Regions from separate parts of the Homo sapiens genome. Here region 2 is linked to region 1. Evidence: chromatin contacts called from ENCODE Hi-C data. All regions are on one chromosome and are shown on one strand. Each heading gives the region's core, a stretch centred on a gene start or an enhancer-like site at or near the end of the contact. The rest is flanking DNA. Distances are from core to core; before and after follow the strand shown. Region 1 overlaps GALC (galactosylceramidase). Region 2 overlaps EML5 (EMAP like 5).

Evidence for each region. Hi-C counts contacts between places; a loop is a spot of excess contacts on that map. Pooled maps may share reads with other maps.
Region 2: a loop to region 1 is called in a pooled map, with 3 times the contacts of the local background. The contact joins two enhancer-like sites. A Hi-C loop is called at or near these places in 2 of 37 single-sample maps with no recorded cell type and 8 of 50 pooled maps.

Annotation. Positions count from the first base shown.
Region 1 is chr14:87,950,976-87,956,622 of GRCh38, reverse strand. The region is part of intron 10 of GALC (galactosylceramidase); the gene reads left to right. It also overlaps the pseudogene SHLD2P2. Among named protein-coding and RNA genes, the nearest start is that of GALC, 39 kb to the left of the region's middle. RefSeq lists an enhancer at 1,264-1,433. Within about 2 kb of position 4,147, at least 4 of the 41 ENCODE cell types and tissues checked have a DNase peak (open chromatin) inside an H3K27ac peak, as active enhancers do.
Region 2 is chr14:88,665,224-88,670,834 of GRCh38, reverse strand. It overlaps EML5 (EMAP like 5), which reads left to right. Exons shown (of 44, transcript NM_183387.3): 22 at 5,346-5,498. Among named protein-coding and RNA genes, the nearest start is that of ZC3H14, 100 kb to the right of the region's middle. RefSeq lists an enhancer at 2,261-2,440. Within about 2 kb of position 2,896, at least 6 of the 41 ENCODE cell types and tissues checked have a DNase peak (open chromatin) inside an H3K27ac peak, as active enhancers do.

The sequences.
Region 1 (5,647 bases), core at 2,898-5,397:
GGTGTGTGTGTGTGTGTGTGTGTGTGTGTATATATATGGTGTGTGTGTATATATATATATATGGTGCGTGTATATATATATGGTGTATGTATATACATATACACACACACATCATGAAATACTCTTCAGCATAGAAAGAATGAAATAATGCCTATTTCTTTGAATGTCTCATTTTTTGTGTGTGTTGTTGGAAACTGGACCTTATATATAATATATGGTAGCAACTCGTATATAATATATGCTATCAACTCTGGGCATTGATCCTCTCCCCCTTGAGGCTTGTTGTTGTTTATTTATTTACTTAGTGATTTGCTGGAGTATTTTAGTTAACTCTGTTCCCTCCTTCTTCCCCTCCACACACTGTAAAGCCTGAAATGTTGCTCCTTGGAGAATGTGGTTTTGGGCATATCCACAGTCACCCTGGGATTTGTTTTTCCAGGACTCTGTCTGGTTCCTTGATCACACCTCACTGTAAGTTACACTAATTGCTGGTGGATTTCTGTATTGTTTTAAACAATGCCCTGGGGACTTAAATTGTTCCAAAGACTGATCCAATTAAATTCCAGCTCATTTTCAGGGGTGGTTTGAAGTTAGTGTTTTAGTTTTCTTCTGACCACAGGAGATTTTTTTTTTTAAACTGTCACTTTTTTTTTTCATTTCATCATAAATTTATTTTCAGGCAGTATGATAATCTATTAATACTCGGCATACTCTGAACTTACAGAATAAGTACCACTCTATACTTCCTCATTAATGACTATCATTTTACATGAGCTTCTTCTACAATCACAGTGAGAGAACAGATTGCTACATGTTTGCTAAATACATTCAGTAAGGCACTCAAATCCTAGACACGAACTAACCACAGAACGCTCTTCCCCGCTTTAATAAATTGAAACATGATCTCATTTCCTTCGTTTTCAATGCTTTTTATAGAAAGACACGCTTGTCTTGAACTTGTCTAAACAGAGGTTTATATAAACTAATCCATTATCATGTATAGTTGTAATCAAGGAAATGATTTCACATTGACGGTTTTTAGGTAGGGATAAGTAAAAGCACTGCAGCAGTTTCTGAGGGAATGTCTTCCCTGTGGTTCCTCATACTTAGTACAATGCCTGGAACGTAGCAGGGACTAAATACAGTGAACAAATGGGCAAACCTTTAATTCCCAGGGATCTGCTACATATTGCCTTGACTGGTAGATCATTTCTCCAGAAGAAAGGAAGAAACCAAAAAACAAAAATAATCTTTTTAAACCTCACAGGATTTTCTTAGAAAAAAGTTTTAATTGAAATTCTCTTTGTAAAATGTATTTAATAAAAAATCCAAAGCAAAAACCCTATCGTTTATTTACTTCAAAAGACAAATCATTTCAGTACTTCTTCCTTGAAATGCCTGCCATTTCTTCCTCTGGCCTCAGAAAAGGGCATCGGCTCCATGCTTTACAGTGTCAGGATAAAAATCCAGGAGGGAGAAATCTTGTTGTAATGGATAGCTGCTTTCATCTAACACAAAAAGGCTCTGAATCTTTGATACACAAGGTTCTGCGCTGACTGCCGACAAGGAGTGTAACAGGTCTGCCATGACCATCCCATAGGTGATCTCTGAGGAAGTAACTATCACTCTGTTGAGGCAGTCTGCAAAAATGTTGAGAAGAATCTTCTCTATCAGCTTTGAGTCTACACGGATGTAAACATCATGTCTTCCATCAACTACAGTCATTAAAGCTGGCCTATAGTATATTTTCTTCATAGTAAATGGCAAGCAGCTAAAACATTGTTTGTAGATCCTGTTCTTATCTGTTTCTAGTTCCAATCCATATTTTGCGCAGCCAGTATATATGATGTTGGGAAGAGAAGAAAAGAAATACTCTTCAGAGAACTGTGAGCATTTAGAGCTATCTTCTGAGCTGCCGTAATAGGAAATGACAGCTCTGAAATCTGGGCTTTAATTAGAACCACTCCTGAACATTTATCCTCTAGGTGGGTTGCTAAGTCTGATATCTTCCAAAAGGAAGGTGCACTTTTTTGAAATTTTGCTTTAAATGTAATTGCCCTTACATCATCATCAAACAAGCACTCACAGGATGACCAAGGCATTGTATGCGATTTTAGGTTTTCTAGTGTGTAATTGCGCTGAACAAAAAGATATTTAAATTCCCAAATATAACCTTTTTTCCTTTGCAGTTGAGGGTACCAGGCTGCTCCAGGACTCCATAATACAAGCACATAATGTTGATCTTGGGCCTGTTCCACTGTTAACATAACTTTTTCTGCTTCTGTCCTCTATAACTGTATACTGCCTCTGTCAGTATAGTGAAATCAACAACTCTTAGTATTGTGTGGACTAATACATCAGGCTGAAGGTGCTCCAATTCTATAAAGTCTATACTGTTCACCCTCTGAGGCTGCCTCGGAGGAAGATCTCTGAGGTAGGAATGTTTTGAGGACACCTGTGCCAGTAGGTCTTGAAGTACAACATCACTAACTACACTGGAATATTCTTCAGGCTGAATAGATGAATAACTCCCAAGATTTAATAACTGACTGCTAAATGTTGATTGTAGTACTGTCTCGCCAACCCATTGGTCCTCATGAATAACAACATCTGCGAGTAAAATTATATCTCCAAGAAACACTGTATATGCCCAAAATGCTGCAGTCCTCTACAGAAAAACCTTCTTAGTTTCTGATTGATCAATTACTGTAACTGTTGCTAAAGGCACTTTAGAGCCAGAATTTGGTCCGAATTTTATGTTTATTTCCTTCACATGACATGGAGATAGCACCATGACTAAACAATCATACTTCTGGCTTTTAGAATCACAGTTTTTTATTAATGACTTTTTTTAATACCCTTAAATTCAGACACATTCCTCTGATCCATTTCTACAACAGAATCTCCTGCATTAGAAATCAACTTCATTTTCTTAGCTACTTGAAGGACTCTAGATAGAGCTTCAGACTGGCCCACTTTATCTTCAGAGGTGCAGCTTCTTTTAATAGCACTTTTGTGGAAGGTGTTTAGTTGGGAACACAGTATTCCTGAGCTACACAACTCAATACGTATCTCATTTGGTGGCAGTTCATCTTCAGAACTGAAAAGTTCTTGAGATCCTGTATTTTCTTCAGGACCTTTGTCAGAGTTTATGTGAATGTGGCTATTTTCTGTTTTAGGAAAAACAGGACTAAAATGTTCAAGAGAATATGCTTGGTTTTGTCCACTTTCATATGCTTCTGTAAAATCATCAAGTTGAATGGAATTCTCTTCAGATATTCTTATCTTCCCGTAACTTGCCTTTGGTTCAGTCTCCATGTTTACATTCCCTTTATTTATAGGACTCCGCCCTTTATCTTTCTTTTGAGCTAAAAAAGCAACCTGGCTGGAGGTAATTATACAGAGAAATTCCGTATCAGTTGACATTTTAAGGTCTGAGACCTTCCTAACTGCTGCTTCAGACTTCAGACCTTGGCTTATCTACTGTGTTCAAGGAAAATAATCCCAAACACTGGTTTTGTATTTCATGATATTCTGTTGGCACACACTCTCTTTGTACCACTTCAGGCCCTATATTAATTTGTTTAGTACTACAAACCAAATCCAACATAGCTGCACATTTGTGGTCTAACTGAAACAAATTTGAGTGAAAGTTCTGACCACAGATATCTGACTGATGTTTAGGCTGTTCATCTATAATTTTATTTTCACTGAGAAGCTTTTGATACTTTTCAGTTAAATGCAGAACTATGCTTTCAAATCCACATATTTGCATATTAGAGCTCGTTACCTCACTCAGTCTAGAGGAGTGAATCTTCTGGGATTCTATATTCTGTGTTTCAGAAACAGAATGTACAAAGTAATCTTTCACATGAACATGTCTATTCATACAGTTTGCTAAGTAAGAAATGACCACTAAGATCTGGAGACCAATAGATTCTGGGACTTCATAGTTTTCAAGATTTTTGTGCTGTTTTTCATCCTTCAGATATAAAGAATGTTGACTGTATAAAAGCTGAATTTTTTTCCGGGGGTCAGCAACGGACATTAAAGAAACTGTGTGTTGTGATACTGTCATTTTTAGTGGAGCAACAGGATACTAGGCTGGGTGGTTCTCAACAGGATATTAGGCAGGGTTGTGGTTTAGCTTATGCCTATAGTGAAGCCACTGGTTTCTTTTTTCTTTTCACCAAAACCTCCATTATTTTTTAGAACAACATTAGTCTTAAACCTCTCTATGCTCTGTGTCAAATATCAATTCCTTTAAGAAAAGGTTTGAAGCTATTTCATGCCTTGCCTCTCCCCCTAGGTAAATCTCTAATCTCTAGTAATGTCACCTTTCTTATTGTTGAAGTGTATGTTTTCTCTTAACCTGATTTTTTATTAGTCTGGCTAGAAGTTTTTCAACTGTATTGATCTTCTCGAAGAATCAGCTTTTGGTTTTATTATTTTCTTGTGGTTTTTAAATTTGTTTTTGTTTAATTCTTCTTTGCTCATTATTATTTTCTTTGCCTATTTTGGTTTTTTCTTTATTTTTATTTTTACTTTTTAAAAAAATTTTATTTCCACAGTTTTTTGGGGAACAAGTGGTATTTGGTTACATAAGTTCTTTAGTGGTGATTTGTGAGATTTTGGTTCACCCATCCCCGAGCAGTATACATTGAACCCAATTTGTAATCTTTTAAAATTTGCTCCTATTTTTCTAGTATCTCAAGACAGAAGCTGAACTCTCAAATCCTTTCTTGGTTTCTAATCTAGGTATTTAGTGCTGTAAATGTCCTCCTAAGTATTGCTTTAGTGGCATACCACAAATTGTGATATGTTGTGTTTTCATTTTCATAAAGCTGAAAATTCTAATTTCTCTTTTTATTTTTCCTTTGATCTATTGATTATTTAGAAATTTGATAGTTTGTAAATATTTTTGACTTTTCCAGAAGGTTTTCAGTTATTCATTTCTGATTTAATTCTATAGTGGTTAAAAAAGTACTTTGTGTGACTTGAATCTTCCTGTATTTATGAGGACTTGCTTTATGGATCAGAGTATGGTGTAGTTTGGTCAGTGTTCCATGTGCGCTTGAAAAGAATGTGCATCCTGCTGTTGCTAGATGGAGGCATTTATAGATGGCATGTTGTTTGGTAGTGTTGTTCAAATCTCTTATATCCTTGCTGATTGTCCATCTAGTTGTACTATCAATTACTAAGAGATGGATATTGAAATCTCTGATTATGAAAGTAATTTTTTAATGGTCTGCAAAGCCTGAAATAGAACTGTGTACTATAAGTATTCTGTGACTGTGGAATCTCTTAAAGTAGGGATTATGTCTCATACTTCTTTTGATCCCAGCCCATAGTTGTGACTATTTAGTAAACAGTGATGGCAATGTGAGAACTATGTTACATATATTTAGCTGACCTTAGTGTGTATTTGATATCTATATATACTATATATACACACACCCATACATATATATATATATTTTTTACTTCTTACATGAGAACGAAAGTTATATTTAGATGAGATGTCTTTTCAGTGAAAACATCCTTACTTTTGCTTTTTATTTGATGTATTTTAGTTGGAAAACAGTTATAACAAAAAATTAATCTGTATGCCATATATGTCTCTACAGTTTAGCTACGAATTCAAAAT
Region 2 (5,611 bases), core at 1,647-4,146, 720 kb before region 1:
GATAGTCTTCAAGCTCTGAAATTCTTCCCTGTGCTTGGTCTATTCAGTTATTGATACTTGTGGTTGCATTGTAACATTCTTGGTTGTGTTTTTCAGCTCCTTCAGGTCATTTGTGTTCTTCTCTAAACTGGTTATTCTGGTTAACAGCTCCTGTAATGTTTTATCATGGCTCTTAGCTTCTTTGCATTGGGTTAGAACTTGTTCCTTTAGCTCAGCAAAATTCATTATTACCCACCTTCTGAAGCCTACTTCTGTCAATTCATCCATCTCAGCCTTTGCCCAGTTCTGTGCCCTTGCTGGAGAGGTGTTGTGTTAATTTGGAGGAGAAGAGGCACTCTGGCTTTTTGAGTTTGCAGCATTTTTTTTCTTTGATTCTGTCTCATCTTTGTGAGTTTATCTAGCTTCAGTCTTTGAGGCTGCTGAACTTTGGATGGGGTTTTTGCAGGGACTTTTTTTGTTGATGCTTTTGTTGTTGGTGTTTGTTTTTCTTTTTTCTCCTTTTTTTTTTTTTTTTTGAGATGGAGTCCTGCTCTATCACCCAGGCTGGAGTGCAGTGGCATGATCTTGGCCCACTGCAACCTCCACTTCCTGGGTTCAAGCAATTCTCTGCCTCAGCCTCCCAAGTAGCTGGGATTACAGGCACCTGCTACCACACCCAGCTAATTTTTTTTGTTTTTTTTTTAGTAGAGATGGGGTTTCACCATCTTGGTCAGGCTGGTCTTGAACCCCTGACCACATGATCCACCTGCCTCGGCCTCCCAAAAGTGCTGGGATTACAGGCATGAGCCACTATGCCTGGCCTGTTTTTCTTTTAACAGTCAGACCCCTCTTCCTCTTCCAGCTGAGGTTTGCTGGAGGTCCACTCCAGACCTTCTTTGCCTGGGTCCCTCCCACACCTCGAGGTATCACCAGTGGAGGCTGCAAAACAGTAAAGGTAGCTGCCTGCTCCTTTCCCTGGGATCTCTGTCCCAGAGGGTCACTGAACTGATACCAGTGGAAACGCCCCTGTATAAGGTGTCTAGCAACCCCTGTTGGGGTGGTCTCACCCAGTCAGGAGGTACAGGATCCAGGACCCACTTAATGAAGCACTCTGACTACCCCTTGGCAGAGGGGGTGCATTACACTGGGGGAAATCCCACTTGTCCTGACTGCCCAGATTCCTCAGAGCTGGTAGAGGGAAAGACTAAGTCTGCTGATCCATGGAGACCACGGATGCCCCTCCCCTCTAGGAGCTCAGTCCCTGGGAGATCAGAGTTCTGTCCACAAACCTCTGGCTGGAGTTGCTGAAATTCCTGCAGGGAGGCCCCGCACAGTGAGGGGTTATGGTCAGGGTCCGACCTAAAGAGGCAGTCTGGCCACCATCTGCCACAGCCTCTGTGCTGCACTGTGGTGAATTCCTCCTGGGTCTAAACTGTCTATTTTCCCAGGCACCATCAGAGGAGAAATGGCAGACTGGAGCTGCAGTGATGTCTGCTGCCCCTCGCCCAGGGAGCTCAGTCATCTGAGGCAGCAGACAGCCAAAGTGATGACAGCCGTCCCTTCCCCCAGGAACTTGGTAGTCTTCGGCAGTCTGTAGCTAAGTGGCCACTGAGAATCTGTGCAGCTCTATGCTTGGGACTCAAGGAACTGGTGGCATGGGCTCACGGAGGGGATCTCCTGATCCACCAGTTGCACAGATCCATGGAAAAAGTGTGGTTTCCCGGGCAGGATAGCACAATCACTCACTGCCTCTCTTGGCTGGGAGTAGGAGCTCCCCTTGTCCTGTGCAGCTCCCAGGTGGGCTGTCACTCCACCCTGCTTTTCCTCACTCTCCATGGGTCATGCCAACCACCTTGTCAGTCCCAATGAGAGAACCTGGATACCTCAGTTGCTGGTGCAGGATTCACTTGCCGTTTTCGGTCTTCTTGGTGGGAGCCTCTGACCACAGCTGTTTCTAGTTGGCTTTCTTGGCCCCTCCCCTTCCAAATGTGGCTTTTTTGCTCTGGGTTTCTGCTCCCCTTTTAATTTTGATAACTAGAAAATGTTTCTAATTTTTCAATGATCTCAGCTATGAATTTTAAAGGATACTTACTATATTAATCTTCCCTTAAACTCAACTTTCTACCTGCTTTATGCCTGCACCCAACCAGCAGAATAAGCATTGAGTAAAACAGGGAACTGTGATAATTGACCTCACTACTATTCTGTTTCTCTTCCCTCTTTTGTAGCAGAACTCCTCAAAATAGTTGAGGCGCCCTTCTCTGTGTGTTCACATGACAGTAGCTCCATAACCCACTCCAATTAGGCTTTTTTCCCTACTTGTCCATTTAACCTGCTGCCAATCTGTTGATCACTTCCTGGTTCTCAGTGTATTCACCTCACAGCAGTTTGTGACACAATTTATCATTCCCTTTTTTTTTTCTGAAATACTTTATTCACTTGTCTCTGGAACCCGTGCGTGTCTGTTTCTTCTCTCTACTTCACTGACTCCCTTTTTCTGTTTCCTTTGCTAGTGCTATCTCTTCTTCCTGCACTCTGCATTTAGGACTGCTCCAGCGCTTCTCCCCGGACTTTTCTTTTCATATGTACACTCACACTTTAGATTCAGTCGGTCACTGTCCAGTCAGAAGATGAGACTACAAGGCTTATTTGAACAGTGGGAATTTAATAAAAAGAATTGCTAACTAGCAAAAAGTGATTACCTACTGAAAAAGCCTTAGAGGTAGCCACCATAGAAAGCAGCAACCCTAGTACTAAGGGAGAGTGAACAAGTTAAAGGTGATTCAGACCTGTTTGGAAATGGTGTGGCTGCCACCAGAACATTCAGTGAGCTTGTGGCGAAAAAGCTTGCCAGAGGGTGCAGCCCTCAGTGGAACAGTGAGAGTAGTCACTTGGTGAAGGAGAAGCTTGCCAGAGGCAGCAGGCCAGAGCTGAATGGTCAGAACCACTGCTTGAAGAGCTTAACCTAGGGCAAAATCATTGAACTGTGAGGACTCCTGCCAGAGAATCTTCCTGAAGTCCGCAAATTGCAGCTAAATTGTTAGAGCCATTACAGTGATGGTGGAGAAACTTGCTGAAAGAGGCAGTTGGGGCTGCCACTCTGGTGAATGCCATCAGGCCCCCTTCATGCCAGTGCCCGGGCTCTGTTAGTAAAACAGCACACTGGAGGAAGGGAGTCACTTCTGTTTTGGCCTTGTAGTGTCTCTCCAGCTCCCTCTACTGGCAAGCTAGCAAAAAAGTCTGTGAGGCCCAAAGTGGCAGATTTGGAACTGAGAGGCAATAAATTAATAACCAGCACAGTCTTCCCCTCTGGCTAGTCAGGATCCACATGAACCTTTATACACACATTTGAACTTCAGTACAATCACAGAACTAACCTTATGTTTCTACCCAAAGAGATGCAGCTACCCTTGGTACAAGTGAAGTAGTTCTCACCCCTAAAGAGAGAAGACCTACGCTATTCTCAAATTTAGTCACGGTCTTATATTCTTTTAACACAAGGAATATTCTTTTAACACAAAATTGTAAAGTTAACCTCCAACAAACTTGTATAAAATATGAAGGAGAAAAAGGAGAGAAAAGTCAAATAGTTAATATACACAAATAAAGATATACATATAACAAACATTATATGCAGCTCCTGAAAAGGATTCATATATTAAATTGTCTCCTTCATGTCTTCACTTGAACTTCTCATAGGCATCTTTAACTTAATTTGTACAGAACTAAGCACTGGTGGTTCCTCCTCTAGTTTATCCCATCTCAGTAAATGGCATCACCACTCAAGCAAAACCATGCCCTTGACGCCTTTCACCCCACATCCAGTTGGTCAAAGTTCTGCCAGCTCTATCTTTGAAATATATCCAAATCCTTCCTCTTATCACCTCCACTGCTGCCACCCAGCTCCAGGTCATCATCATCTCTTGACTCTCAAATCTGAGAAATCACATCTTAGATTTCTTCATTTCCAATGTATGCTTGATAATTAAATGACTACTTGTTCTCAACTTATGCTATAACTTTTCATTCTGTATATACCCTGTCCTTTCCTCATCAGATTTCATACAAGATACCAAAATCCTTAGGGCTTTTGAATATGTTTGCTGCAACCCTTGCTGTTAGGGTAAGCCCTTTTTTGTGTTTATCAATGCAGCACTAACCCTTATTTTTACGAATGTTAACATCATTAATGACATTAATGAACGATATTAATTTATCATTAATAATAAAAATATCATTTCATATATGGTTCTGAAACGTATATATACAGATGTATCTTCCTACCTTTAATAATGGCCTATTAGATTTTTAAAAATATTTTAGTTTCATAGGCCAGGTGCTGTGGCTCATGCCTGTAATCCCAGCACTTTGAGAGTCTGAGGCAGGTGGTTCACCTGAGGTCAGGAGTTCAGGACCAGCCTGACCAACATGGTGAAACCCCATCTCTACTAAAAATACAAAAGTAGCCAGGCCTGGTGGCACATGCCTGTAATCCCAGCTACTTGGGAGCCTGAGGCAGGAGAATCACTTGAACCCAGGAGGCGGAGGTTGCAGTGAGCTGAGATCATGCCATTGCACTCCACCCTGGGCAACAAGAGAGAAATTCCATCTCAAAAAAAATTACTTTTATAAAGATGACTTATTTCTTAAATTTCTGTTTTTTTGGAAAGAAGCTACAAAGGTAAAACCTACTCTGCAAAACTTCCACATATATCATTGGCTTTTTATGTTAATTAAAATCTCTCATTCTTTTTCATCAACTTAATTTCTTTTAAGGTAAATATCCATACTTGCTTTTGTTGTATTCAGAAGTGAGTTTCATTCCTGCTTAGAATTCCATACCATTGACTTCTATAGAAAACTTAATCTGTATCTCGACTCCTTTTTAATATTGATTTGAAGCCATAATAAAGAGGCAACCTTTTTAGCAAATATTTTTTTTTTTTTTGAGGCAAGGTCTCACTCTGTAACCCAGGCTGGAGTGCAGTGGTGCAATCATAGCTCACTGCACCCTCAACCTCCTGGGCTCAAACAGTCCTCCCGCCTCAGCTTCCTAAGTAAATGGGACTACAGGTGTGTGCCACCATGCCTGTCTATTTATTTACTTACTTACCTGTCTTCCCTTCCCTCTTCTCTCTTCCCCCTCGCCCCTTCTCCTTTGCCCCTTGCCCCTTCCCCTACTCTGCCTACTGGCAGAGATGGGGTCTTGCTATGTTGCCCGGGCTGGTCTTAACCTCCTGGCCGCGGGCAGTCCTCCTGCCTCAGCTCCCCAGAGTGCTTGGATTATAGGCATGAGCCACCACACCTGGCCCATACTTTAAATTAGAAAAAAGGGAAAATTGCCTAATATGCTCTTTCTCTTTCAGGTGGGAGGTGTTGCTGTTTTTCTCCTGATGGTAAAGCTTTAGCCGTAGGTCTCAACGATGGAAGCTTCTTAATGGCAAATGCGGATACTCTAGAGGATCTTGTGTCTTTTCATCACAGAAAAGATATGATTTCAGATATTCGATTTTCACCTGGTAAGATCCATTGAAATTGTATTTGAGTATTAACTTGGGTCTGGCAGTGTATAAATGTATCAATGTATAATTTTTATTAACTGTTATGTTATCTCAGAACTTAACTTTTTTAC